Linked DNA regions of Homo sapiens: region 1 is linked to region 2. A link is a loop called in an ENCODE intact Hi-C map of the cell type or tissue named here. Cell type or tissue: Calu3. All regions are shown on one strand. Links, peaks and the distances in the headings refer to the core of each region. The heading gives the core; the rest is flanking DNA. Region 1 has its middle 45 kb from the start of LINC02764. Region 2 holds the start of LOC124902801 (a long non-coding RNA gene).

Region 1 (15,236 bases), core at 2,896-10,895, 180 kb after region 2:
TTAATCCCTCATAATTGAATATATTTTATGCTGATGAGCAGTCATGTTAATCATGCCTCTGGGCCATGCCTAGAGGGACATTTTATTTCATTCTTTCTTGGGCCTTATGCCAACTTGCACTTTTTCCATCTCGAGGGAGGCTCTTTCTCCAAAGGATGGAATGTGAGCTGGAGGTGAGAAAGGACTCCCTGACTATCAGCCTTTGGAGACCCTGGAACTAAGTGCTAAAGGGAATTACCTTAAAGAGAGATTTTTAAGAACAGAGACACTTTTTTCTTTTCCTTGTCATCCAACCAGATAAACACTTCATCCTGGAGCCCTCGATATGAACCAAATGATGCACGGATTCTGCTCCAAGGCTGAGAATGCAGACTGGCCCTTCCCAGCCAGGTTCTGTATGTTCTGGAGGGGGGATGGAAGAAGAGGGGTGAGTAAGGAAGATTTACGATCTGACTAGAATTCAGGAGAAGCACACACTAAGTCAGGTGGGAGCTCCCCAAAGATTAAGAGCAGCGACTCAAATTGCCTGCAAAGCTTCCATTGATCCAGCCTCTCCGAAGACTTTCCTGGTGGCCACACCGCTCTGCCACAAGCATTGTTTCCCTCAACTTCAAAGCTTGGATTTCATTAAATTAAAAATGCATAAAGCCACAACCTTGTTTTCTTTCAATTTTAGTGCTTACAGAACTAGAAATGATTGATATGCCAGTAATAGCAGACAAGAGGGAGAAGAATTTATGACCCCAGAAGTGCTGAGGCAAAGCAATAGAAAGAAGCATTTAAGTCTCTCTATTAAAGTAACTCATATGAAAAAGTAATAGAAGCTAGGGTGGCAGAGGCCTTACTTATTTTATCAGTGATGCCAACAGTCAGCGATTTGTCATGGCTGGAGAACAGGAAACAACCATCTACCCCATGAATGCGCCAACGCTCAACGCAGTCTGTCAATGAAAAGCCAATCATAATCTGGAAACACTGGGATAGACGATTTAAGGACTCACATGGAGAGAGAGAGAGAGACAGCAGCATCACCCTCCAAGGCTGGCAGAGAAGGTGGAACTTGAATTTCATTGCCCTTAAGGTGTCAAAACTCGAAATTACCCAGTGCCAAAAGGATGAGAAGTCAGCAGCTGATCTTAGAAAGCTGGAGTTTGTTTCTTTCCAAGTAATAGCCCTTGAAAGTCTGGGCCAGTGAGAGCAGGTTAACTCCCTGTGTTTTCACATCCTTCCTTAACAAGGATACGGAGGACCTGGGGGGGAGCACTTTAAGCTTCCCTCCTATCTGCAAAACACACCTTTCCTGAGCTCCTCCTCTCCTCACCCAGAGAGAATGAAACACAAATAGACACAGGTTTTCTTAGATTTCATGTGAACAACTAAAAAAAAGCAGCAACAACAAAACCTCCTTCATTTGATAAGTGTGTTTCTTTAGCATCACCTCGTTTCTCCCGTTTTGCACAGATGTGTTCCTCAACCCTTTGGGTACAATTACTGGCCACGTGTCTTCTCCATCCACCCACTGCCTGAATCTCTACTGCCAAGCTCTATTCTGCTATAGTGGTTCCTGCTCAAGCCACCCCAGGCGTCCAGGCACCAAGTCCCAAGGTCTCTCTGTATCCTTTAGTGCTGTCAACACTACCGGTGCTTCTTGCTTTTTTTTTCCTCCTCCACTAACCTTGGAAAGAAGGTACTTGGTTCTCCTTCATCATCTTTGGCCAACACTCCTCTTCCTGCTCCTCACCCCTAAGTGTGGGAGTTTCTCAAGGTTTAGACCTCAGTGCTCAGTCCTTTCATTTCTATCTGTGCTCTAATTCAAAAATTTCATCAGCATTCACAGTTTCAATAATTACTTCCGCAGCAGACCACATTGTGAACAAGATGAGTGTCCTTGTTAACATTTTATTATTTTTTCCATGTGTTATTTCCCCATCTCCAGGCAACTTGTAATGCTGCCTGATACCCTTCCCACTTTAACCTCTCCCTAAGTTCTCCTGCGTCTCCTGGTCTCCTGCCCACTCAACCCACACCCCACCACCAACCATCACCCCCACTTCCAGGCTCACACAAACACACACATATTCCTAACACATACCAATGCATGCACATTCTGGAGTACTAGGGCTCGACTCTCAGTCTTTCAAGATAAGGAAACAGAACAGGAGTAAAACATACATGATTGAAGGTTGAAATAGAAAATAAACAAATTGAATCATTTCTTTATGATCCATTCAATACCATGACCTCTCAGTTTCTTAGTCTCCTTCTCTCTGACAATAATGTTCACCCCCCAAACCCAGCCCTCATTCACATGGCCACACCAAGACATTAGCATCAACAAAAACTGTACGACTTTGAAATCTCAGCTCCAAGCATCACACTGGCTGGCCATAATCTCCTACCTTTCACACTGTAGGACTCCCATTTCAGAATCTGTATAACCTCATGAAGACCTCTAATCCATTGACTCCTTACATAGTGTTTTACTCTGTATTATGCTCCTCATATCCTCACCAAGGCAGTGGCAATTGGGATCAAGAGAGAGGATATTTAAGAATTTGAATTGTTTAAGGGTTGGTGACTGTTGGATGTATGGAATGAAGGAGAAGCTGACCCTTGGCATCTGGCTGAGTTTATAGAGCTCAAAATGTGAAATAGGAAATGCATGTTAAGGAGCAAGGAAGGACATGATGAGTTTTGGTTTGGACAAGTTGAATTTGAGGTATCTGATAGACTTCCAACTGGCAGTGGTTGTACATAAGAGTGAACACAGAGATTAGGAGGTCATCAAGGCAATGACCTCCTTCATTAGGAGGCCATCAAGGTACAGGCCTTCCTTCAGTTGTATGACTACAGCTTCCTAATTCATCTCTCTGCTTCCAGGCATGCCCCTCCCAACCTAACCAACATTCTAAAACACAAAATGCATCACATCACTGACCTACTTAAGACCCTTTGCCACTTCTTATTGCTTTTCACTTAAAGTTCAATATATACTAGGACATTTAAATTCTAGTCTCTGGTACAGAGCCATGCCTAATCTTCTAACCATTCCCCATCTGCTTCCAGTTTACTAAATATGAAATAGCCTTTTCTGCATTTTCTGCCTAGCAAACCCTTATTCATTCTTTAAACTTCAACTCAAATGCCACCTCATTAGCAAAGACTTCTGCTGTCCAAGGCAGAGTCATTGTTTCCACCTCTGTGCTCTCTTTGTTAGTTGTATTTACATCATATAGCACTTACCACATTGCTTGTATAATGCATGCAAACTCATTCACTGAGACAGTGGATTCTTTGTGGGCAAAAATTTTGCTTTATAACTCACTGTTTCTCCCAAAGTTCAGCAGTCTAGCACACTGTAGGTCCACCATTACTATTGTTGACTAAGTTAGCCTTAGCCAGTGTTTTGGGCCTTGACTCATCATGGTTTTTCCTTACAGTTTCTTTGCCAGATAGATAAGAATCAACTGAAAATGATGATAAAATAATCTCTAAGAATTCTGGGGGAGAAGATAAGAGAAAATTCTGTGTTCTTATTTCTTCTTCTTTCCTACTTTCCCATATGCAAGCACAACTCCAGCTTAGATCAGATGCCTAAGAGCCTCTACACTTCCTCTACCCCTAGGAGCTGGCACCATCAGAGATAAAAATATGGAGGCAATTTCCTCCAGGACTTGAAAATTCAATAGGACCAGAGATATTTCCTTGTGCGTCTGTTAGAATTCCAAGCAACTCAGGAGAACAACCTCTATTCTCTGTAGCTTGCCAGGATACTAACTAAACAAATGTATAGAAATGCTTGAGACTTCTGACTTTGGGGATTTCTCCTCATACTGCAATTTATCTGCATTTTGAAAGGGTATTTTATTGCTATGGGACAGAGAGGGAATAGAGCAGTAGTCTTGAGTCTGCCCCTGTACAACAGTGGGCAAATTGTTTGCTTTTACTAGAACTAAATTTGTCACTTGTGAATAGAGGGGTTTGAACTAAGTAATCTCTAACATGTATTTCCAATTCCAAAGCTTATGAGCGCTCCAACTTCCAGTAGGATAACAATAGCTAATTGAATCCAAATCAATTCATATATCCTCCCAAAAAAGATCTAAAAATTAACACAAGACCTAATAAAACCAGTCATAACCCCAGACTGTAGCATGTATAGGAAGCCAAGAATACTCCAAAATGCACAAGTTTTGGAAGTAAACCAAACCATCAGCGCCATTGGGAAAATGTACCAGAGAGGAGAAGGAAACAAGGACCCGGGAGGGTGGAGCGAATTAGAAAAAAATACCACCCAGAGTCGGAAGGAGATGAGACTATGCCAGGGCCTTGGTGGATCAGAGCTCTGGCTACTAAAGAATCTATTGGACAAGACTTGGAGGCTCAGTGAGCCAAAGATGGTGACCTTAAGAAGGGGCTGCTTCTGAGGGAGAAGAAGATAACTTCAAAGAAGCATCATCGGGAGGCTGAGTGGCAAAGGGAAAGAAGGAACAGGAAATTGAAATTAAAATTAATGGCCCTATGGAAACAAAAAAGAATCACCAACTCAGGAGGCACTCTGACTCGTCTCCTGTGAAAGGCACCATGTAGTACAGAAATCACATTTCATACTTCAATAAGAAGATATTCTCGAACCAAAAAAATTATGGTAAGCCTCCCACATCCCTGTCTACATACAACTGTCACTAATAGTCTGAGAAAATAGGCTAGGCACAGTGGCTCACTCCTGTAGTCCCAGCACTTTGGGAGGCCAAGGTGGGCAGATCACCTGAGGTCAGGAGTTCCAGAACAGCCTGGCCAACATGGCGAAACCTCATCTCTACTAAAAAATACAAAATTAGCCAGGTGTAGCAGTGTGTGCCTGTAATCCCAGCTACTCGGTAGGCTGAAGCACAAGAATCGCTTGAACTCCGGGAGGCAGAGGTTGCAGTAGGCTGAGATGGCTCCACTGCACTCCAGCCTGGGCAACAGAGTGAGACCCTATCTCAAAAAAAAAAAATAGTCTGAGAAAATAAATATTTGAAAATGAACTGAGAAGGACAGACAGTATCTGTACAAAGTTACCACAAAAAGAAAAATAAAAATGAGATATAAAATATTTCAGTTGGTGAAAATTCTCCCCCAAATCCAACCTGAAGCAGGAGAAAACTATAACACAACACTTTAACCAGGATTAAACATCTTTAAGCACGTACTTGCACGTATAAAAACAACTCAAATTAGAAATTCAAATACTAGGAACAGAACTGGACAAAAACTCCCAGAAAGATGAAAAAGAAGAGTCGATTAAACATAGGAAATAAATTGAAGAAAAAGACAAAATCATCTTAGAATGAAAACTAAATTACAAGGTGCCCAAGGGAGAATATATTTAACTAAAAATATAATGAGACACTAATGAAAGCCATGAAACAGTCAAGAAAACAAAAATGATGGAAAGAAGGTGCTTTAAAAATGTCAGAAAATGATTAATATAGAAGATAGCAAAGATAATTCAATATATGTAATTGAAATCTCTGAAGAAGAAAAAATGAATAGAAATAATATTTAAACTTATCATTAAAAGAAAACTTTCTCCAGATGAAAGAAGACGTGAATCTACATATTGAAAGAGCCACCATGTGCCTGAGAATATTGACTGGAATGCTTAAGTCTGAGACATTAAGCATATATCTTGATCAAACTTAAAACTTTTTCTCTACTCTTGATATTGGAAGAAAAGATTTGAAGTCAGACTTCTTAACTTCTGCTAATGATTGAACAGTATTTCTAAGAAATTCAAAAAAAAAGTGTAAGCAAAGGATTTTATATACAATCAAGCTGTCCTTTAAATATCAAGGCTGGAGGAAAGGTTTTTAGCATGCAAGAATGAAGGGAAATCTGTACTCAGAATCCCCTTCTGAAGAATCAACTAGAAATTAAGCTTCCTCCGGTTAGAAGTGTCTGGAAAACATCAAGGAAAGGATTTAGAGCAAGAACTAAATACATTAGTTGCTCTAATACTAAAACCAGGTTGGGGCAAGGGTGAGAGGCCATAATACAAACGCTAAAAGTTCTTTAAAAGTAGATATAATGCAGGTTTTTATTGAGAAAGTGAAAAATAAAGAAAAAAGTAGAATAAATTCATTGACTGTCACATAGACAGGAGAGATGAGTCAAAGACTACATTTAAACCTGACAACAAAATAGTAGATGCCTAAATATGAGAAAAGGAGACTGCAGGTACCATAAAAAGTAGAATGTACTAGAACAACCATACACATTCTTAAATGAATGATGAAATACCAAAAAGAAAAATAAGCAAAGAACAGATAACAGAAAGAAGCACAGCAAATACAACATAATACTGACAGTAAAAATGACAAAAGAACATGACAAAGTTGGCAGAGAACGTTGGTCATGCTAATTAACATAAATGTACTTGTCTATTAAAAGAAAGTTGGCTCAAAGATCAAAAGCCAAAGAAATGGTGAACACAAAAGAAACATCTAAAGTGAATGATTCAAAATGCTAAAAATAAAGGGATGCACAAGTTATATCAGGCAAATGGAAATAATAGGAAAGAAAGATTATGATTCTAACATTAGACAAAGGAAAATTCAAGCCAGTGGCCTGGAAGGGAAAGTGCAGAAATAGCTCAAATACGTACGGAAGTTTAGTATATTATAAAGCCTGGCATCTCAAATCATTGAGGAACAGACAAACTTTTTAACAAATGGCATTAAGACAACTGAAATATCTTTGAGGAGATGATAAAAGTGGCTTCTTTCTTCATATCATTCAGCAGAATAAACTCCAAATACATTTTTAAAAATGTAAAAGATGGAATCGTATAGGTACTGGGTGTGAGGAAAGGCTTTCTAACTAGGGTTAAAGATCTAGCTGCAATGAAAACAAACCAGATTATTTAACTACATTAAAATAAACATTAATACAGCAAAACAAAACAAAACAATATAAAACAAAAAAACACCATAAGTAAAGTCAAAAGACGGGTGTGCAGCAGAGCTAGGACTGCTCAAAAACAGATGGAAGCATAATAAAAAAGCCCAAAGCCAGCATAAAGGGGCTCTTATTGACCAAATTTGGAATGAAAGGGGCATTAAAATTAATATGAAAAAGTGATTGCCTTGAATGAGTACAGGGATTAACTAGGAAGGAACTTGGGGAAACTTTTTGTGGCATTGGAAATGTTCTATATTTTGATAAGGGTGTGAATCCTATGGGTGTATATGCTTATCCAAACTCACCTGACAGTATATGTAAGATTGGGGCACTGCGCTGTATGTAAATTATACCTCAATTCTTAGAAAAATTATAAGAATGGATTAAAACATATTGAACCTTAAAAATCCATGAGTTCATAATGATAATAAAAAACAAAAGCTGGGAGAAGAAAAGTTCTTTTCCACAGAAGAATGTTACCCAGCAAATGTAAAAGAATTGCAGAGTTAGAAAACCTCAGTTTTTCAACCACCAATGTAATAATTGATTCAGGCAAGGATAATCAATGGATGCTAAAACATTAAGTGAATGGGAATGGATTTTAGAAATTAGGACATTCAAATAATCTCAAAGTGTTACCCAACAGGTAAAAGGAAAAGTACCTTTGAAAATGTCAAACTCTGGCAGACACCAGCTTAACCAAATGATGGAACTTAATTAACTTCAACAGTAATGGGACAGATTGACATTACCTGCTTCATCCTGTGGTGCTGTTATTAGGATGCAGCCCCATCTATATGTTATGCCCACCAAAAATGCTAACCTGAATTTCATCATGAAGAAGCATTCAGACAGATCCTAACCATCAGGCATTCTTCAAAGGAACTGGTCTAGACTCTTCAAAAGGTCACTGTCATAAAAGACCAACAGAGCAGGGAAACTGTTCGAAATTAAAGAAGATTGAAAAGACATGATAAACTAAATGCAATACCTGACCATTGATTGAATACCAAAAAAAAAAAAAACATAAAATACATTGTTAGAATAAATCACAGACATTTGAACATGGGTTATATATTAGATAAGACTGTGAAGCCTTTATTAAATGTCCTAAAGTGATCATTATAATGTGGTTATATAATGAAAATCTTTTTCCTTTAAAGAGAGAGAAAGCAAGTAAATATGGCAAAAATGTTAATTAGTGGTAAGTTTATGTGAAGAGAATATGGGCATTTATTGTACTATTTTTTTCCAATGGTCCATTTAGAATTTTTCAAAATAAAATATTGGGGAAAATAGTGTGTTTAAAGAAATACGTATTCAATTTTAATTCCAAGTTTATGCAATTCTCACTGCAAAGTATCTTTTGGATCTCTCTGTCACTCTTTTCTTACTGCCATGACCTTAGCTTGCAGCTCGCATCATATCCTAGCCAGGAAATGTTGCATCACAATATACAAGGCCTCTTCCTCCTCCAAAATAATTTTTCTAAACAAAGCTTTTGTAAAGAGACACCTCGGCACAAATTTTTCCAGTAGGTCCAAGTTGTCCTGGGGCTAAATTCAGAACACTTTAGTCTGCCATTTTCATTAGTTCTGAACCTGTATGTCAAATTGCATGTGAACATAGCCTCAAACTTAACTCATCCAGTACAGACTTTGACATCTCCCCCTCCAGATTTTCCCGATGTTTTCTATTATTTAGTGGCATCATCATCCTCTCAGTCACCCAGGCTGGCTCTCTCACAATAGGTTTCCGTCCATGCTTCATATCCTGCAGCCAAGCCCTGTTATTTCCTTAAAGTCATCCCATTGTCAATCTCTCTTATGTTAGGTCTTTATCATCTCTAAGCTCTAACCTATTACCTGCCTACCAAATGGGCTCCCTTATGTTCCATAACAAACATTAAATAATTATCTGTCTATTGATTGAGAACAATGAGGAAGCGAAGACCCCAACTCTAGTTATTACCCTTTTGACCTCTTCTTTTCTCCCCAAACAGGCTTATGATATATGTCTCTCAGCAAGAAGGAAGAGCAAAGCAGTTGTTTCCTGGAGCCTTGGAGGAGAAAAGTGGCACAGAATTCACAGCTTCTTCACCTGGGCCTCAAATGTTCAGTGTGACAAATGCCAGGAGATAGGGACATGGGGATTAAAAACAAGCAAAAAAAATCAGTCTTATTGTCCTAATTCCCATTTCAGAAAGCTGGGACATTCTAGCTATTTGAAGAGAACAGGCTTTGCCTGCCTCTAAACCATTGCTGCAACATGCCTGGCATTCATGGTGCTGACATGGGGACAGCAAGGTGATATTGTTCCCTGTCTGGCCATCCCCTCCTGGCTATGGTGGTTAAAGCAGATGCTCTAGAACAGGGGTTGGCAAACCATGGCCCACAGGTCAAATGTGGCCCAGGGCCTGTTTCTTGTCTTCTTCTTTCTTTTTTCTTTTTCTTTCTTTCTTTTTCTTCTTCTTCTTCTTCTTCTTCTTCTTCCTCTTCTTCTTCTTCTTCCTTCTTTTTTTTTTTAACTTTTAAGTTCAGGGATATATGTGCAGGTTTGTTACACAGATGAACTTGTGTCATGGGGCTTTTTTGTACAGATTATTTCATCATTCAGATATTAAACCTAGTACCCATTAATTATTTTTCCTGATCTTCTCCCTCCTTCCACTCTCTGACAGGCCCCATTGTGTGTTGTTCCCCTCTATGTGTCCATGTGTTCTCATCATTTAGCTCCCACTTATAAGTAAGAACACATAGTATTTGGTTTTCTGTTCCTGTGTTAGTTTGCTAAGGGTAATAGCCTCCAGCTTCATCCATGTCCCTGCAAAGGACATGATCTCATTCTTTTTTGTGGCTACATAGTATTCCATGATGTATATGTACCACACGTTCTTTATTCAGTCTATCATTGATGGGCATATAGGTTGATTCCATGTTTTCGCTATTGTGAATAGTGATGCAATGAACATACCTGTGCCTGTGTATTTTTTTTTTTTTTTTTTTTTTTGGGAGATGGAGTCTCACTCTGTCACCCAGGCTGGAGTACAGTCGCATGATCTCAACTCACTGCAACCTCTGCCTCCCAAGTTCAAGCAATTCTCCTGCCTCAGCCTCCCAAGTAGTTGGGATTACGGGTGCCTGCCACTATGTCCAGCTAATTATTTTATTTATTTATTTATTTATTTATTTATTTGGTTTCACCATGTCGGCCAGGCTGGTCTCAAACTCCTGACCTCGTGATTCACCTGCCTCAGCCTTCCAAAGTGCTGGGTTTACAGGCATGAGCCACTGTGCCCGGCCCGCATGTGTCTTTATAATAGAATAATTTCTATTCCTTTGGGTATATACCCAGTAATGAGATTGTTGGGTCAGGTGGTATTTCTGTCTTTAGGTTTTTGAGGAATCACCACACTGTTTTCCACAATGGTTGAACTAATTTACAGTCCCACCAACAGTGTATAGTCATTCCTTTTTCTTCACAACCTCACCAGCATCTGTTATTTTTTGACTTTTTAGTAACAGCCATTCTGACTGATATGAGATGGTATCTCATTGTGGTTTTGATGTGCATTTCTCTAACAATCAGTGATGTTGAGGTTTTTTTCATATGATTGTTGGTATGGCCTGTTTCTGATAATCACCAGGTGAGAATTGTTTTTGCATTTTTAAAGATGTATTAAAGGATATGTGCAAGAGACCTTCCTTACATGGCCTGCAAAGCCTAAAATATTTACTATCAGGGTCTTTATAGAAAAAGTTTACTCTAAAATCAGACAAAGCATGAATTTGAATTCCAGTTCTGCCCTTCAGTAGGTGTGAGATGACAGTCAACTACTTATCCGCTCTCAGTCCCTGTTTTCTCACTTGTATACATAGATGAAACACTGACATTCAGGATGTTGTAAGAATTAACTGAACTAATGTTTGTCAATTTACTTTATATAATTATTGGTACATAAGCACTCCACAATTGTTACTTACAATAGAGAAAAAAAATTACTTAAAACAATTATATCTGCCTTTTTAGGAGGACATAATTTATATTAGAGAGGATATAAATCTATATAGCTTCCTTCCCCTGGCTGAGATTAATGGGGGAAGATGAAGGGAAAGATGGAAATTTTAAACCTTCTGCCAATTATCCCAGGCTGCCAAAGAGAAGAGTTGGAATATATAATCTACTGTTTAGTAGAGCACATCAATGAGTCTTTGCATATATAAACAGGAGCTCAGATCTGAGTAGGGGGTAGGGAGAGAAGTTGATCTACACAATGAAGAAAGGAGAATTGAGGTTGAAAGCGGAACCTGGCTTCCTGTTCATTCATGATGGCAGACTGAGCACATGATAAGATCTCCCCCTTTACTAAATTCACAGAAACAGCAGAAAAGGTAAAAATCATAGAAAAATAAAAATATACGATCTCATATTCAAAATGCAAAAAACAGAAGGATGAGTAGAGTGGAATATGGAGAGATATCCCTAAAAGGAAGAAGCAGAAAAGGTTAATATATGTATCATGTAGGGAAATTATGGTAGCATTTCTAGGCTCAGGATTCCTACCAAGAGGCTATTGAGAGGTCATAGCTATAGATACAAATGTGGGTCAAAGACAAGATTACAAAAACATGAGCCCAATTCTCTACTCTTCAGCCCACACCCTGCATACCTCAGTGGCTAAAGAAACCAAGCCACAAAGGGGGTGGCCATTTAGGACTTTTACTATGTGGGCAAGATGGGACACAGAGAGAAAAAGATGGAGACGGGAAGGGGACATGGTTGGTTCTTGAAAGGCCACTCCATATTTCAGTGACACCTGACTGCCCCACCCGCCACTGGGGGTGGTAGGCAAGGTAGAAAGTCCACTGAATGTCCATCTCTCATGCTCAGTATTGGGCAGAAGCAACAGGGCCATGATGTGACATGCCATATCTCTGAAAACAGAGGGAGCTGCTGCCTCCTTAACAAACAAACGAAACAGAAAGGAATCTCAACCCCAGAGTAACAGTCCTCCAGGGTCAGTAGACATTTTTTTGCCCTGACGAAAAGGGAAGAGTCTCATATAGTTAACAGGCCAACATCTAATTGATATAGTCATACAAAAGGGACTCTCAAAAAGCCCATATTGCTGATAGCTGGTGCAAAAGAAAAGGGATTTGCATAACAACTAGGAAGAGGGGACCCCTGGCAGTTACTGCCACTGCCTACCTGTGCTAGGGACACAAGGGTCAGGACTGAGAGTAAAACAACTTGAGCCATGATATCCACATAGCAAGAGGAAGAGCCTTTCTGGTGATTAGCATCATAATAGATTTAGATGCTGACCCTATCCAGTCAGCTTAATCTCTTTCCACAGGTGTCTCAGCCAAAGCAGTTTGGCCTTAATGAGAAATGTCTCCCCACTGAGAAGACCAGTGAATGAGGCCATTATCCATAATCCAAAAGTGATTTAGCAGGAGACGGAGGGAATGTACAAGTAGATAACCTTGGCAATAACCATATAGAGAGCCCCTAGCTCATCCTACTAGAATGAGGGACCCGTCTCATGTACTCATGTGGAAATCTCTCAGGGCTGGATAATGCAGAGTTGCCCCCATGCTCTATTCAGTTACTTGTATCACACTGAGCCATCAGTGAACCCAGTCAGGTGGCTTCCTCACTCACTTAAAAGTCATGGCTAGCTATAAAGTAAAGGGAAATTAGAACCAGCATCCCTGAGGTCACCATACTCCTAGTTAGGGGAGAGCTCATCACCACCACATAGGAGTAGAAGGTATCTACAAGGAGATGCCACTGTCCAGATATACCACATCCACCTAAATACAGTCACCTGTGGCATGGGCAAGATTATTTTATTCCAGATAGAACAGAACTCAAGTAAACAAAATTTAGGGTACATGTGGTTTTGATATTTTTCTTACACAGATGGTCATCACAGAGATGCTTGATTTTAATCAGATCTCTATAAGCAGCTAAAAGTTGATTTTCCACAGGAGACCATCTAAATAAAGACTGATCGCAGCAGTTTGCTTGCTCAGAAGTCCAGGGATCATTTCTGGAGCCTGGAAGAAACAAACTACCAGAAGCTCCAGAAAGCACATGTGTCTACATGGGTGCCGTAGAAGGTGCTGCAGTGTAATGTGCAGTCAGAGTAATAGGATATCAAAACAGATCTCACTGCACCAGCCTCTGCTCCAACTCAAGACCCCTTGCTGCTTGGACCTCCACTCAAAGGTAGAGGTATATGTGAAACCTGGTGGATTGGGTATCTGCAAGAGGCTGAGATTAGAAATGAAAATGTACCATCAAACAATATCAGTAGGTGCTGAATCTCCTACGTATAAAAGGACACCTGCAGTGGCACTTTTGCCTAGAGTCCTGAAAGCATCATCTGCAGCACCTTGACAAGGGCCCAGACAGCGGAGCTGGGAACTTGGACTTTAGACTGCCAAAGAAGCCATCCTCCAAGAAGCCATCTCCTTATCTGTCCTTGTGAGATGCACTCATGAAGATTATCAAATGGTCCCCGAACAAGGACACATCAAAATGCTGCCTCAGGACAACTCCTGAAATAGAGTGGGAGTTAGACTGAGAGACAAAAGGTTTCATTGAACTATAGGGTGACAAAGGACAGGACAGTGAACATGTACTGGAGAGATTACCAAGTAAAGATACACCATTGCTAGTGGTTGGGGTGGGAAGAAATAGTGAAGGCTCTCTCAGTTAGATAAATGGCAGCATATCACTGGAGTGGACCTGCTACGATTTGCCTAATCATGGAGATGATATCAGGGATCAAATAAGAGGTATGTGTATTATACGGGGTTTTCTAGAGAAACGGGACCAATAGTATGTGTTTGTTATAAGGAATTGGCTCACATGATTATGAAGGCTGGCAAGTCCTGAGATCTGTGGAGTGAGTGGGCAAGCCGGAGACCCAAGAGAGCCAATGGTTTAGTTCCATTCCAAAGTCCAGTAGGTCTGAGACCCTGGAAAGCTGATGGTATAGTTTGTGTCTGAGGGCCAGTAGGCTTCAGACCCAAGAAAGTCAATGTTTCAGCTCAAGTCCAAAAGCAGAAAAAAAGCCAATTTCTCAGTTCAAAGGCCTTCTATTCAGGCTTCAGTCTATTGAATGAGGTTCATCCACATTAGAAAGGAAAATCTGCTTTATTCAGTCTACTGATTTAAATGTCAATCTCATCCAAAAACTCCCTCACAGAAAAACCCAGAATAATGTTTGACCAAATTTCTGGGCACCACATGGCCCAGTCAAGTTGACACATAACATTAACCATCACAGAAAGTAAAACATCAATTAGCCATCTCTAGTAAACAATGAGGCTCTAAAACCACTGTTCTTTTTAATTAACTGTACCAATAATTAAAGGGCAACAATGGTAAAACTTCAAATGAACCACATGTGAAAAGACTCATTCCACTCCCTCTCCTTTGGGAGAGAGGAAGATTCAAAAGAAGTTATAAACAAATGAAAATCTAATTTTATGCATATCCCAACCTAGTGGTATATAAGGGCTTCTCAACCCAAAGGAAGAGCCCTCGTAGCTGCGACATGAAGAAATGCCATCTACTAACATGAGAACAAGATTGCTTATAACTGGAGCAATTTTAGGACAGTTTAACCCATTATAAGCAATCCTGGAAGGCCATAGCAAAGTCAGACACAACTTGAGTGCAACCTTTCTATGTGACTGATCATAGAACATGTGCATCAGTAAGGACAAAACAACTGCTGTTCTTGGCAAAGGCCAAGACCAGAACCTCTGGGAAAATCAGGCATGAATTAATAATGACCTTTCTGCATGGCCCCAGAAAGGAGATGCCACTAATTAGAAGCAAATATAATACCATAAATGGAGGCAAAACAGAATTGAACACATTGGACAATATTATAACCAAAAGTAGTGGTCAGGATTTATGAGGATGGTAAATTGAAATGTAAGTTAGATTGGGATGCGTGTCCAGATGTAAGAGGCTCTATGATGTCTCACATCTTAAGTTTAAAGGACTTCTAGGTGCTGTTCAGTCATGAGTCCCATGTCTAGGGGATGAAAGTATCTTCTACAGGAAACAACCACCTCCTTCTCCTGTTAAGCCACTAGCCCAGAGCTCTTCTCAGTTCCCCCTAGGGCAGCTCTGTGAGGGCCTTGTACATAATGTTTCTACTGAGCAGCATGCTTCAGTGATGATGATGATGATTATGATCGCTGTTATAGTTGCTTTTCTTGTTATTAATAGCTGTAACTTAATATTTCAAAATCTGCTCAGAGCTT
Region 2 (15,236 bases), core at 3,789-11,788:
TGCAAAGGATTTGTATAAATACTGAATATATCTCTATCTACATAAGGATGTACACATACATTTTTCCAACACCAATCTCCAAAATTATAATTCTAAAAAAGTTTTCAAAATATGTCATATAATTTAAAATACCAAAAAAAAAATGTTTAATAACTGTCATCAGTTTTGAGTTCTCTGTACTTAAAGACCAAATCATCTCCCAAGAATGGCTGTGGCACCATTGTAGATGGTGAGTAAAGTGGCTTGTGGCACCTCTGGAGAGAACTCTAGGGATACTGAGCCCCAAGCCACCAGCCAGGAGCTGAGTCTCCTTCTTGGATTCAGGAGCTAAGAAGTATATTCTTGGTAAAGGAGAAGACAAATGCTTTAGTGCACATTTCTTGTTTGTGACTGTGTAGCAGATGACTATAGCTGACACTGCCCCTTACCTGCCAAAAATCCATTCTCTTCTTCTTTATTATTCAATCTCAATTTTGCTTGAGATCCAGTTTAAAACACTTACCTCCCCAGACTGTCCTGAAGCTGAGTTTTGGCAGATAAGAAAGAGGAATCTCATGGAAAGTTGTTTTTCCTGATAATAAACAGACTCCTCTGACAGCAGCCTTTTCCTTTGTCCTTCCCCCTTGTTTGTGCCTGGATTGTAGAGCAGCCGTTCTTGGAGCCATGAGGATGAGAGCCACAAACCAGATGGAACAGGGGTCTAGAAGGGTTCTTGGCTGCTCCCCTGAATGCCTCTGGACATCTCATTATACCAAAAAACTCCTTGTGGTGGGGATTTTTATTATGCGCCACTGAATGCAATCCTGAAAGAGACCCCAAAACCATCACCCCTGTTCTCAATATTGTGGTTTTCAGGGTCTGGGATTCACACCCAGGGCCACCCCTCTACTCATCATGATGACACGTTCCCCAGCTGTCTTACTCTATTCCTGCTGCTTTAACAAAATACCTTAGACAGGTAATCCATAAACAACAGGAATTTAGTGCTCACAGTTCTGGAGGCTGGGAAGTTCAAGATCAACATACCAGCATTTTTGGCATCTGGTGAGGGCCCATTCTGCATAGATGGCACCCCATATGTGTCCTCACATGGTGGAAGGAGCAGAGAGGCTCCTTCAGGCCTCTTTTGTGAAGACACTCATCCCACTCAAGAAGGCAGAGAGCTTATAACCTAATCACCTCCCAAAGACCCCACCTCTTCATAGCATCACCTTGGAGGTTAGGTTTTAACATTTGAATTTGAGGGGGACACAAACATTCAGACCATCGCACTAGTCTACACTGTTTGCTTCAGGGATGTGTCCACAATTAAAGCCAGAACAATCTGAAAAAAAAAGTCAGAAAAAACTGACTTTCCTTACCTGTGAATTTGGAGCTATGATGGTACAAAGTCTGAAACTGTGGCAGCGGTGCTGTTGTAAGAAGAAAATCTGCTGAGAATGAACCTGACATTTGAGGGTATAAATCCAAGCTGATGAGGAGCCTGGGTTCTTTGACGTCATTTGAGCCCCTGTATCAAACTGTGCCTGAAGCCAGCACTAACCTCAGACTTTTGAATTAAACAAGCCAATAACTTTCCTTCTTCCTTAAGCTAATTAGAGCCTCCTTGAGCCAAGGAGTGCATAGAAAGGCCTTATTGATTCAGAGGCTCCCTGAGGGTGGACGCTGATGGAGGGAAATTCTTGGCAGCAGCTCTCTTGGAAGGGCCTCCTGGCCTGGGGGGTGCTTCTTAGGAGCGGGGAAGCTTAGTTTAAGGAGGTCTGAGTCCATGTCAGTGTCATTCTTCATCCCAGTAGGACACAGTTCTGATGGTTGGGCCCCAACATAGGGCTTACTTTGTCTCTAAAAATGAGTCCCATTTTGGATAAAAACAGTGGTCAATTTTGTTTGGCTTGGGGGAGGGTAATGTGGGCTAACTGGATGTCTCGTGGTGAGTTATCTGCTCATCTTTCAGGAAACACCATCACCAGGGACAACACTTGCTTTCATAAAATTGTCTCTGACACCATCTTAATTCCACAAATCACTCTCAACCGGAGCTGCAAGGAGTTATTTTTAAACGAAATCTACTTGGCAGGCCATGGGGCCAGGCTTTCAGACTACAGCTCATCAATGGCCCTAGGTTGGAGAAGCCCAGGCCTCCCCTCCTGCATGGATCTTGCATGGCTTCTGGAGCCAGTGAGGGACCACCCACCCTTGCCAGGACCCACGCTGAAAAGCCAGGCTTCTACAATGACCCTCATGATCTTCCTCTTCCCAGGCATTGCCTAGACTTCACCAGTCCCTGTCCCCTGCTAGTCTCCTTCCCCTTCCACTAGCCACCACAAGGCAGCCACTGGGGAAGGAGAGGCTCCAGCACTCTGGAGCCAAATAGATGCACTCAAACCATCCAAGAACACAAAAGCTCCAACCTCCAGCCAGTCTCTGCTTTTCCTTTCTTCCCAACTCTTCCTCTTTTCCCTCTCTTTTCATTCATCTGATTTCCTTTCTCATTTAAAGACAAACACATTGTCTTACACCAAATTTAATTATGCATTGCTCACAGAAAACTGGGGTGGGGGCTCCTGGAGGGCTGCCTCTACCTAATACTAAACCCCTTAGGGGTGAGCGGTGGTGTGGGAACTGATTTGCAGGGCAGCCCTGTGAAGGCAATAGGATACCCCCCTCCCCCGCCACTCTATAGACAGGAAGCTGAGGCTCAGAGAAGGTGGGATGTTGGCCCGGGCCACCCAACTCATGACAGAGCTGGCCTCTTTGACTCTGAAGTCAGTGTTCCCAGCATTCTCTCTCCCATGTCAGCCTGCATTTCCCTAGGAATCATGTGTCCAGAGAAAACAGATATTTAGGGGCATGGGGCAGAGTGGGTGGGATGAAAGTTGTTGCTGGGAGGTTCACTTAGGTGTCTCTGTGCACCTGACAACTACGAGGGAACTTTGCTGGGGAGGAGTGAGACTACTTCCTCTAGTCTTCCATTCACCTGCCTTTTCTTAACAAACAACAAACAAATAAATAAGAAGCCTTACTGCCTATATCTCTGACCCCAGGCCATGGCTGGAGAAGAACACAAGTGAAATAGAGTCTATGCGGCTCTGAAAGCCTCTGGCTGCCTTCCTAGAGTTGAGTCATGTCTCTGCTTCAGGAAGATGCCATTAATTTGGTGTAAGAAATGAACAAATATGAGTACAGTGTGGCTCAGAGCTCCCAAAACGAACTGAGAACTTTCTGGGTTGTATCCACAAGTGTGGGCTGAAAGCAAAGATTACAGAAGGTGTTGATGGGCCTGGAGCTGGAAAACATTCCACTGGAGCAATTAAGAGGCAGTTTAGCGCCTCACTGGGCTATACTTCTTTGAAAATGCCTTTAGGCGGATTAGGAAGATTTTTCCTTCAAATAATGCTCTTTTCAAATTATAGTAAGTTTCTATGGCTGAGACTACAGTTGGACTCGGTCCTGGGGCTGTTACCCCAGGGTTGTGGATAGAGGTAAATGACAGGAAAGAAATAAAATCAATAGTCCTGTCCTGCAGGATGTGACATGGTGTCATGAAGATGGCAAGATCTGAGGGTCTGGAGTGAAAACAGCACCTCCCAGAGAGGACTCGAATCCTAGTCTGCACTAGAGTGGTGGTGGGAGGAGTCCAGGAAGTGCCTGCTTCCCCTACAGCCTGCTTCTCAGGGGTGGTCTAGGAGAGTCTTTCTACCTGATGTTTCTGGGTCTTGTGCGTAAGAGGCAAAGAGAAACCCTGAGGAAGCCACGGCTGATCAAACCACGGACTTTATCCTGAGCCAGAGACAATCAGCATCCGGGTGACGGGATTTTTGGATGGTGAGTCACCATCCAAATCAACCAGTGAGAGCCCTTCTCTTGCCCAATGTGCCCCAGGAGCACACAGAGAGAGGGCATTCACCCCATCTCAGGCCGTCTTTGGGGAGACCCCAACCTACAGTTCTAATTTCCATGGTTGCTGCATGTCACCTGCGCTGACTTGAGGGACTGTGGGGCTAAAGTGGTATCTTGGTTCCCCCGTTAGGTTTGCTTTCAATAAAGCCCCATGCTGGAATGGAGCGGCATGACTCCTCCTGGCAGCCTTAGAAGGAGGACACGCCCACCCTCCATCTGGGCTTCCAGGAAGAGCCCACCTGAGGTGCTGTTGGGCTGAGCAGATTAATCACTGTACAAACTGCCTCCAGCCTGATGCTCACCGACCAGCCCCCAGCCGCCGCCTCAAGATCCAGCCTCCTGAACAGTTGCTGCAGAACAGGGGGCGGGGCTGGACGCTGGAGCTGGAGAGAGCGTCTAGGGCCAGCGCTGGGCTCCAGCAGCGGCCTCTCATCCCCATCCCAGGGCTCTGAGGTCGGGTGTGCGTGCTGCCTTCCTCCTCACTCGGCAAGCAGAGCTGGCCGCCTTCCAAGAGTCTCAGTCCTGGAATCCAGGCTATTCTCCTATCCTTCCTCTCCTGCACTCCAGAGTGCCTTGATCAAAGCCATTCGAGAAGTTAACGGGTTTCATGGAAGCACAGTCGTGCGGAAAGGCTGGGAGACGTGGTTAGCTTATCTGTCAGCAATTTAAACCTAGATGGTTTCCAGAAATGACTGAGCTGAAGAATTGACCCCGAATTTTCGGCCTTCTGCCAGTAGGAGGAGGGGTGGAGCGTTATCCTCCAGGAGAATTAGCCCCATTGTTCCAGGGCAATCCTCCCAGCTCCAAAGATCCCACAAGGGGCTGTGCCCATCAGTGAAGCATAAGACACACTCGGAGGTTTGCCCAGACCCTGTGTCTGCCCCAGGAGCTTATCACCCTCCCCCTACACACAGGTAAGGGGTAGCATGTGCTGTCTGGTTGAACTTGAGGTCTAGTGAAGGATGCTGGTAAAAAGGCCTGGGAATCCTTATGTGGTGAAGAGCACTGGAAGCCAGACAGAGCTGTGTTCAAGTCTTGGCACCTGCTGACCTTGGGCAAGTTACTTAACCATGCTGAGCTCGACTTCCTTGTTTGTCCAGCTGGAGAAATATCATCTATCTTTAGGACTTTTGTTGTGGGGAATAAGTAACTGAGCTAGTCTATGTGAAATACTTAGCATCATGCCTGCCACAAATTAGAGCTCAAAAAATGTAGCTGGCCAGGTACGGTGGCTCGCGCCCATAATCTCAGCACTTTGGGAGGCCGAGGCTGGTGGATCACTTGAGCCAGGAATTTGAGACCAGCCTTGGCAATATAGTGAGACTCTGTCTCTACAAAACAAAAAACCTTAAAAGAAATTCACTAGGCATGGTAGCAAGCACCTGTAGTCCCAGCTGCTCAGGAGGCTGAGACAAGAGGATTGCTAGAGTCCAGAATGTCGAGGCTGCAGTAAGACACGATCCTGCCACTGCACTCCAGCCTTGGTGACAGAAGGATACCCTTTTTCTAAGAAAACAATGTAGCTAGTATTATTAGGTTGGTGCAAAAGTAATGGCGAAAACCGTGATTACTTTTGCACCAACCTTATAATTAGTTTTTAAAAGAACTCTGAATTTTAGAAGAAGGCTTAAAATGCCCAGAAATTTTATTAAGTCTATTAGGTGTCTCTGTGCACCTGACAACTCACTGTAACACAGTGAGATCTTTTAGGAAGGTAGGACCTTCTTGCACCTGGAGGGCACCAAATCCATTCTTCTTGCCATGTCTAACAAGAATATCTGCTGGAATCCTACTCTGCTCCGTATATTAAGGATCCTCAGAGTTAGAAGAAATCTTAAATTTTCTCTTCCTTATCCTCCCAAATGGTAACTATTTCTACAACATCTTCTCTAGTGCCTTATCTGGTATATATTTAAACCTCTCTATGATGTGACATCCATCCATCCACTGAATAGTTGTTGGTTACTGGGTATGCCCACAATATGATTTGATGCTAAAGACATACAAGTGAGACCAGGACACACAGGTTTCATCTTTGCAAGCTTCTCAGGGACAGGCAAATCCTGAATAAGTGGCAGTACAGATATTTCATTACCATTGTCATTAATGTGATTGCAAGCCCCATGTCAGCTGGGTATCCTCACAAGCTAGGTAAACTTAGCTCACACCAACAAACCCCTTTCTGCTCTTCCTGGGATGCCGGGAGGTGGGAGGAAGTGGGGTGTGTGTTGTCTTAGGTTCCCATCATCAGCTTGGAAGCCAATTCCTGCTTCCTCAGTTTCTGGACCATCTAACTTTTTTTTTTTTTTTTTTTTTTTTTTTTTTTTTTTTTTTTTTTGAGATGGAGTCTCGCTCTGTCACCAGGCTGGAGTGCAGTGTGCAGTGGCATGATCTCAGCTCACTGCAACATGTGCCTCCCAGGTTCAAGTGATTCTCCTGCCTCAGCCTCCCAAGTAGCTGGGACTGCAGGCATGCACCACCTTGCCCAGCTAATTTTTGTATTTTTAGTAGAGACAGAGTTTCACCATGTTGGCCAAGATGGTCTCAATATCTTGACCTCGTGATCTGCCTACCTTGGCCTCCCAAAGTGCTGGGATTACCAGCGTGAGTCACAGCACCTGACCCTCCTAACTCATTTATGTGTGTTGTTACAGTTCCACACTATATGGCACAGGTGTGAAACTCAGCCCATCCTCAATTTCCAGGAAAATTCAGCTTATATACGGCAATTTGTGTGTTGTTAGACCTACCCACAGATTTCTGTGGGAAGGAGCTATCAGAATAGGAGTTCATATCAGAGCAACCCTAACAGTTTTAAATTGTACATTACACATCACTTTTCTTAAAATGTCCTCTGGCTATGCCAGCACTAAGGAATTGTTATTCACCACCCTACCACAAATCTACTCAAAATTGTCCTCAGCTTCACAGCATCTGGCTGACTCCTCCCCATATTATTCTTCTCTTGGAGAAATATAATTTTCTCTTTTCTTCTCATACAGAAGAGTTTTGCTATTTTTTTTTGTCTGTTTCATAGGCTCCTGCCAGTTCCCAAGGTCCTCACCTTCTACCTGAAGCTGATCATTAAGGTATTTTCCTAAGCAAAGGACTTCTCATCTATGAGCAGAGAGCTGTCAGCTGTTAATACATTTTGACTCTGGTCATGCAATGAAAAGGGGCAGGTTTCAGCACATATACAATGGTATGGGGCATCTGCCTTAATTTAGGGGTTAAAGAAGCTGAAGAACAACTGTGAGTTAGCCAGAAAAGGATGAGAAGGAAGATGGAGGGCTCGCAAGGTCAATGTGGCTAAATCATAGACAATGAGGGTGATGGAGATAAGATTGAAGCTGGAGAGAGACGCAGGGGCATGAATACCTCTCCTGAAATCCCATCTCATCTCCAAAAGCCCTTTGGAGAATCTTCCCCAACACTGAGCTGACATATGTCTACCTGTCGCTTTCACCCCTCAGTCCCAGTTCTGCTCCCTGGGGCTGTTTAGGAGGATGATTACACTTGGATGGCAGTCCTCCAACCCTCTTCCTAACAGGTGAGATTTTCAGCAACAGCATCATTAAATGAAAGATATTATTGAAATGCAGTGCTCCAAATAATGTGCTATCCAGCCTCTTCTTTCTTTCCTTGCACCCTGTTCCTTTGCCCCACATTCAGTGTGAAAACTCACAGACATGAGCAGCCCCTGATGACTTCTTTCTGTACCCTTGGATCCATTTGGATCGGAGCACCTGGATAGGAGCAGGAGCCAGAGGGAACCTCTTAGCTGCTGGCAGGAGGCTTGGAAGCCCAGCAGCTTTGATTACAGTAAGATGTCCCACCCTGCCCGCAGTTCACCCCCAGCTTTCCAAGCATTTAAATGCTCTTTGTTTCTTAAAACCCAGGCTGCCTCAGCCTATACTGAGCCTTTGTGTGCATTAGAAAGAGACACCCTCTTGGGGCCAATGCAGAGTTTGGCCAGAGGAGCCTGGGCTGGAGTTCAGCCCACCTTGGAGTTCACTGGGCCCCTTTGTGAAGGCTGCACGCTGCACAACTTAATAAGAAGTCAGCACTCCTTATAAGAAGCCTGTGAGGTCAGTCAGGAACAGAAGACCCCAACCTCACCCATGAGGAACCTGAGGATCCAGTTGGCATAGGGCTGGAATTAGCACCGTATCTCCCGGCTCATGGTCAGGCAGATTCTATTCCAACACCCTGTAGTGATGATAAACCTTGGTCCAGCCAGACAGGTTGGGCTGCCTCCCAGCCCCGCTAGTCGGCACACTGTGAGTCACCGGAGCCGCGCGGGGCCTCCACAGCTTCTCAGCTCTAATCACGCTGGAACACATGCCTTGCTGCCCTCCTCAGCTAGGAGCCTAGACAGATGTATGTTCAAATGCTGTCTCTTACTAGCTATGCAAACTTGGGCCTTCCAAGTGTTTTGTTAAAAGGGGAGCAAACATTCGAATCACACAGGGCTGTGAGGTTAAATGAGAGCTGGGATCAAGCCACCCTGCCTCAAGTGGCCATGGCAAAGGGGCCATGCTGAGGAGGGCCGTGCAGCGTGTGTTCCAGTGATGGCAGAGCTGAGACGCCGTGGAGGCTCCGTCCTGCGCTGGTGACTCACAACGTGCTGACTAGTGGGCTGGGAGGCAGCCCATCTTGGTGGAGAGGAAGCCACCCCCCACCTCCCTGCAGCTGACATACGGTGGGGTGTGGGGGCAGCCTAGCAAGCACAACATGGCTCCTAAAAAAATCTGTCACAGAGTTTGAGAAATAAAGAAGAACAGGAAATGCTTTGGGCAAATATCAGAATACGATTTCTTGTAGTATGGGGAATGCAGGATGGGTCTTGGCAGAGGGGGTGAAGAATCAGGGATGGCCGTGGTAGAGAGAGGGCTTCCAGGACAGACACTTCTAAACCCACCAGGGTGCAGCGGGACACCTGGGTGCTACCTAGATAAGAACTGCACCAAGGACAGGGAGAGGCCAGTTGAGAAACGTTTCTGCCACACCATGTGGAGTTTCATCCCCTCCAGAAGGCAGAAGCCTGATTTTCCCCACCCCAGGGACTCTGGCTCAGGTGTTGGAGAACTGGGTAAGTTTCCTTTGTCACCAAAGTGGCTTTTGCAGGAGGTCAGATTTGTGAATCATTTATTCATTTATTAAAAACAGATGAGTTGAACAGCTATTTTACTCCAGGCATTGTTCTAGACATGGAGGTTACAGATATGAATCATATTTGAGAAAAATCTTAATTTGGTTTTAATTACAATGTGTATGCATGTATAAAAGTGTGTGTATAATTTTGGTGATGACTTTTGTGTGTAGGTGGCTGTGTGTGCATATGTGTATTCATATATATAAGCCCATGTGTGCATGCATCAATATGTGTGTATTTGTCTAAGTAGAAATGATCTTGTGGGTAAGTCTAAGAGTTTGAGCATCTCCATGTGCATTCTCTTCCCCAATAATTAAGGAAAAACTCTGGGATGAATTCTCTGTAATAGGTCTGAAGTTTAAGTATACAGAAGGAGGGAGTTATTGTTGGAGAGCATTTGCTCTAGGGATTCCAGGAGCTGGATGCCCTTGCTATCTTGTGTCACACTGACCTCATGCGTGGTGGGATGGGCACAAGTTGGAGATGAGAACCCAAAGAGCCAGGTAGGCATAAGGGACCAATGGAGGTCAGGGCAAGCAGGAAGCAGGAAGCAGGAAGTCAAGACTGGGGTGAAAGAATATGCTGAACCCACAGGATAGAACTGGCAAGAGGTTGGAGCTCCAGGCAAGAGCTGAAGGCTTGGCACCCAGGGAAGATAGAAGATCAGGAGCAGAAAAGAGAATGTCTGATACCCAGGCACCCCGGCAAGCCATCAGAGCAGAAGGTGATTCCAAGATAAAGGCTGTCTTGGGCAGAGCCTCATTAAAATTTCCTGCAAAGTGGCAGCCAGGGCTGACTTGAGAACCAGGAAGAGCTCAGGGTCTGAAGGCAACTTGGCTCTTCCTGAAACACGAGCCACTGATGCCTCCAATGAAGACTGAGTCTGTTGAGTGGGACTAGGACAAGGTGGCTGAGAAAGCCCAGAGGGGGTCCCGAACCAAAAGAGGGAGTAGGTCAGGTCAAACATCAAGGTGTCCTAAAAATATACAGCCTTGTTTATGTTGTCCTTAGAGTGGTTTGTCACTTAGATGGGCTTCTTTGAAATTTACTCTCACCAATATCATTTTTATTATGCAGTTAATCACTGGAGAGAAGGGGGAAAGGGAGTGTATCTGAATGCTTCTATTTCATTTGCTTAATGGAGCGCTCAGAGTAGGAGAGACAAAGCTCCCTAATCATTTATTTTAGTAACAGGAGTTATATTGGAGAGTTTCTGATAGTGCCATCCAGCCACTCTGGGCAGGGAGACTGACCGTCTTTATCTTGGTGCCCGTGAACAGATCCAGACATGTCTTCAAAGCCGTGCTGTCTTCTGGGCATGCAGATAACAGTGCCGATAGGAGAGGAGGCTGGGGAGAATGGCAGAGGCACACTCGCAAAGCCTGTCAGGGCTTGGAAGAAAATTAAGTCTTATTTCCCACAGTAATCCAGATTGCTGGTTTCTGGGCTGTGGCAAGGATTTCAGATGTTAATTCCAATCTTGTCTGCTGGTAGCTGGATTTCCTTTCAACCCTGGGCTTGTGAACTGGGCTGACTTGCAGGGGTGCTCAGTTCTGTTCTCAGCATGGGGCCTGGGCAGAGGAGGGCAGAGCGTGCTGGGGCAGAACCCACCCGCTCCCCGCCCTGCCAAAAAAAAAAGTGTTTCTTCTTGGGCCTATTTGGCTTGATTTCTAGGCCATGAGAGCACATTTCTCATCCAAATGAGAGACAGTAGTGGTAGGAGCCCGGGCTGTCCAGTCAGGCTAGCCCGAGTTCCAGTACTGACGGCTTAGTCAGTAGGACCCTGGACAGGCCACTGGGAACTGTGGCTGCTGTGACTGTGAGAAGCAGTACAGCACAGTGACTTAGAAAGTGGGCTCTGGGGCCAGATGTCCAGATACGCCCTTGCTATGTGACCTTGGGAACATTATTTATCTCTGTGTTCCAGTGTCCTATCCATAACCGGGAAATTATGTTAGTGCTACCTCATAGGATTGTTATGAGGATTGAGTGAACTAATATATATAAAAGCATATACATTTAAAATATATATGTATATACAAATAGCTTAAGACAGCATGCTGGGTATCTGATGTTAATTTGGCCATATGTGTAAAATGGAGATTTGATAGCACTCACCTTAGAGGAAGATGAAGTGAGGCAGTGCTTGTACAATGCTTTGTGTACAAATACAGGTAGAATACCTGGCCAACAGTAAGAGCTTAGTAAAGGTAAGCAGCTGTTGCTGTTGTTGCTAATGAAAGCAGCATTTATGCCGAGGTCAGGGCCCAGACAGCAGAGCCAGACGGTCTCCTTGCCTATCATCTCTCCTAATGGGGAGGCGGTCTGGGAGGGCTGAGCCTAGTGACATCATGACAGCTTCTCAGAGAGATGCAGCCCATCTCCTAAGCCGACTCCAGGCCTGGCTGAGCGTCCCCTATCTTATCGACCCAGGAAGGCGTCAGACTGAGGGAGCCGTTTCCTTCATGAAAGAAAAATGCCTGTGCCTCTGAATCCCTGCTGGGTGTGAGACAGAGGAGGAGTGGGCTACAGTGGGCATGGGGCCAGGGGAAGCAGGAGTGAGTGTGTGGGAGGAGCAGAGAGACGGCTGGGCTCCCACCGCTGGAGACAAACGCACCCTGTCTGGAGGTCTGCTGCGTGCTGGATGCCTGCCTGGCACTCATAAAGGCAGCATGAGTGTGAGCTCAGCAGGGACCCTCCCTCATCCACAGAAGACCCACTTCAAGAAAGGGCCCTGGCAGCGCCACACGTGACGCAGGCAAAGTGCCCCTGTAGGGCCTGGGGTTGAAAGTCTGGATCACTTATGTAGGCTAGGAGCTTCTTCGCTTAGTCCTCTGAGGATGCCAAGCCTGCATGGGCGATGACCATGATGGCCTGAGTGCAGGACACAGAGGATGGACCCCTAAACCTGGGGGTCCCAGCCTGGGTGAGGAACCGAGGGAGCTCTGTCCTTCTGGCAGCTCCTATCAGCAAGTCTCCCAGGCTAGCACTCTCCTCCGATGACCTAAGATCTATTTTTATTCTGCAGTGCCTTGTCTAAGAGCAAATCAGTTCTCCTTGCTCAAATAGCCAGTCACATTTCAGTATTGTGTAGTCTAATTATTTCCCAAATGATAAACAATGAGCTACCATTTAGCCAGTGCTTACAAGAGCCAGACTGTCCTGCATGCTTTATGTAGCGGGCTTAGCACTTGAATCGCCTGACTTGACCGCTTACTAGCTATGTAACCTCAGGGAAATTTACTTAGTCTCTACAACCTCAGTTTCCTCACCTGTTTGCTGGGGACCACCCCGTTGTGACGGATTATTGTCCTGAGGATGAATGTGATACACAGTTCTAAAGCAGGAGCCCACACCAGTTGAGGCTGATTAGCTACTGCCACAGCTGAATATCCAAACTGCCAGCAACAGAGACCAACACTGAGTCCCCAGTATGGCACCATACCTTGAGGAGACCAACCAGCCATTTAATGACAAGCTGTCTTTGCCAGACTTCTGTCCTGCAAGGTCAGTGGTTTATTTTCATAGAAATCGATGTGTGCCTTGAGTATGGCTTTGTCTTTTCTGAACACACCCAGCGTCATTATCTGATAGACTTTTAAAGTGTTTGCTCCATTGGCACAGGGTACCATATTAAATCATGACAGACCTGGGGATATACTTCATAGCAATGACATTACAGGAGTGGGGCCATGAGCATGGGATCCATTAGTCATATCCCAGGGTGCATCATTCAAAAACTGCCAGCCTGATGGAGGATTGGAATGGCTTGCTGATGGCACAGTTGTAGCACCAGCTTGGAGGCAATATTCTGGAAAGATGGGATGCTGTCCTCTATATGCATTAAACAAAAGATCTTTCTGTGGTGCTGTGTCCTGATTAGGAAGAATGCACTGATCTAGAGACCAAGACATGGAAGTAGGAATGTCCCCACTTACCAATGCTCTTGCTGATCTTTTGGGAGACTTTGTACAACTCTTAACCTCTGCAAGGTAAGAAGTCCTGGTCCCCAATGAGGGGTACACTTTCATCAGGTGACACAGCAAAAATCCCATTGAATTACATGCTGCAACCTCCACCCAGGCATATTGACAAGAAAAGGCATCACCATCTTAATAGTAATTGACCCCGGTATTTAAAAGAAAGGGAGGCAGACAGATCATGAGATCAAGAGTTCAAGACCAGCCTGACCAACATGGTAAATCCCCGTCTCTACTGAAAATACAAAACTTAGCCGGATGTGGTGGCACATGCCTGTAATCCCAGCTCCTCAGGAGGCTGAGACAGGAGAATTGCTTGAACCCAGGAGGCAGAGGTTGCAGTGAGCCAAGATCATGCCACTGCACTCCAACCTGGGTGACAGAGTGAGACTGTCTCAAAAAAAAAAAAGAAAAAGAAAAAAGAAAGGGAGGCTGTTATTGCACAATGGGGACAGGGAGGAATATGTATGGAACCCAGGTGACCCACTTGGGTACCTCTTGGTATTTCCCTGCTCAATTATTACTGTTAATGAACAGGTATAGACACCCAGGCATGAGAAGATCATGGTGATGAAGGGCTCATAACCTTGTTGATAAGGATCTGGGTTACACTACCAGGTAAGCCAACAAAGGTAGCAGAGTTGGTGACTGTATTAGTTTGTTTTCACACTGCTGTAAAAACAAAAATGCCTGAGACTGGCTAATTTATAAAGGAAAGAGGTTTAATTGACTCACAGCTCCACATGGCTGGGAAGGCCTCAATAATTGTACGGACATTTACAATCATGGTGGAAGGGGAAGCAAGGCATGTCTTGCATGGCAGCAGTTGAGAGAGAGCAAAAGGGGAAGAGCCTCTTATAAAACTATCAGATCTTGTGAAAATTCACTCACTATCATGAGAACAGAAGGAAACCGCTGCCATGATCCAATCATCTCCCACCAGGTTCCTCCCTTGACATGTGGGGATTACAATTTGAGATGAGATTTGGGTGGGGACACAGAACCAAACCATATCAGTAACTGAAGGTGAGGGGAATCTAGAATGGACAGTAGAAGAGGAAGAAGGCAAATGCAGAGTGGGCGCCACTAACCTCTATTGTCTTGATCTTCCCTCAGGAAGAGAGGCCTGTGGGAATCCTGGAGGAGCTGCTCCTTGAAAGTATATGGGGAAGTGGATCTAAGTGGCCCCGGGGGAGAACACAGGCATGTTCTCCCAGACTCCTTCCAGGAAGAACTAGCTCTGAGGCAGAGTACAGTCAGCAGAGAGCTTCCAGCTTTCAGCTCTGCCTCAGCGGCAGAGTCAGCTCGAATTCCCACCATTCCTGGGGATGCCTGCATTTACCTGGTTGCTGAGTGACACTGATGGGTATACTCACTCCAGAGCTCTCTGCCAGGTCGGCTGAGGCTTTATGGAGCCTATATTGCAGTTCAAGTTCTTCCTCCACCCATCCTACATCCCCCACACTCCTCTCCCTAATAAATATCTGCACTGCATATTCCATCTCAACACTGCTTCTGAGACTGCTCCCCACCCAATGTGAAAACACGTAAAGGGCTTAGCATGGTTCCTGATACCTTCTCACAAAAACCTGAAATGTCATTGTCTTGAAGTGTGAAAATTCAGCACCAGATGATGCTGGGACCTCCAGCATCAGGTTGGGGCAGAGAGTAGGCTGGCCTCAGCAGGATGGGACTCCTTGAGAGGGCAGCAGTGTGTTGGCTCAGCGATTTGCCAGCTTGGAGGGTGGTGGTGGGACTGGCAGGAATGCCTGGGGACTGCTGGGGTCTGCAGTGTCATTCTAGGCGAGGGATCAGTCTTCTCTGCCCTGGATGTGGAGTACAGTGGAGGCACCTGAGAGGAAAAAGAGGCTGAGAGTTCAGAAGGGGGAACAGGATTCAGCCAAGTCTAAGAGGTTTTGGGCAGATTTTCACTCCCGGTGGAGAAGGGGACATTTTGGCAGAGAAACTGAGGCAGAAGTGCAATCCTATATCTGGGCCAAGCAGAGGGGCTATGCAGGAAGTGGAGGTAGGGAACGCTGGCCACCAAGCAGGGGATTCCTTTCAGAGGACAGTGGCTTATCCCTGAGGCTGCACCCACACTTCCTGTCCTGCTGAGGTGGGTGCTCGGAGGCCCCTGCTGGGAGAAGAGGAGAGCAAGGGTGGGCCAGAGGGGCAGTTCCTGCATAGGAAAGAAAGATCTC

What was found. Peaks named below come from ENCODE experiments on the same cell type or tissue, not always from the same donor. Only the 100,000 strongest peaks of a DNase experiment are listed, where the experiment ranks them.
Region 1: a loop joins it to region 2, with 5 times the contacts of the local background. A loop is called at or near these places in 9 of 110 quality-filtered maps.

Annotation. Positions count from the first base shown.
Region 1 is chr11:112,593,478-112,608,713 of GRCh38, reverse strand. No RefSeq gene overlaps it. Among named protein-coding and RNA genes, the nearest start is that of LINC02764, 45 kb to the right of the region's middle. In Calu3, for the core only: no CTCF peak of the experiment used is centred there; no DNase peak of the experiment used is centred there.
Region 2 is chr11:112,773,848-112,789,083 of GRCh38, reverse strand. LOC124902801 (a long non-coding RNA gene) reads left to right here and starts at 13,509. Exons shown (of 2, transcript XR_007062964.1): 1 at 13,509-13,653; 2 at 14,152-14,542. In Calu3, for the core only: no CTCF peak of the experiment used is centred there; DNase peaks (open chromatin) are centred at 4,243 and 8,183.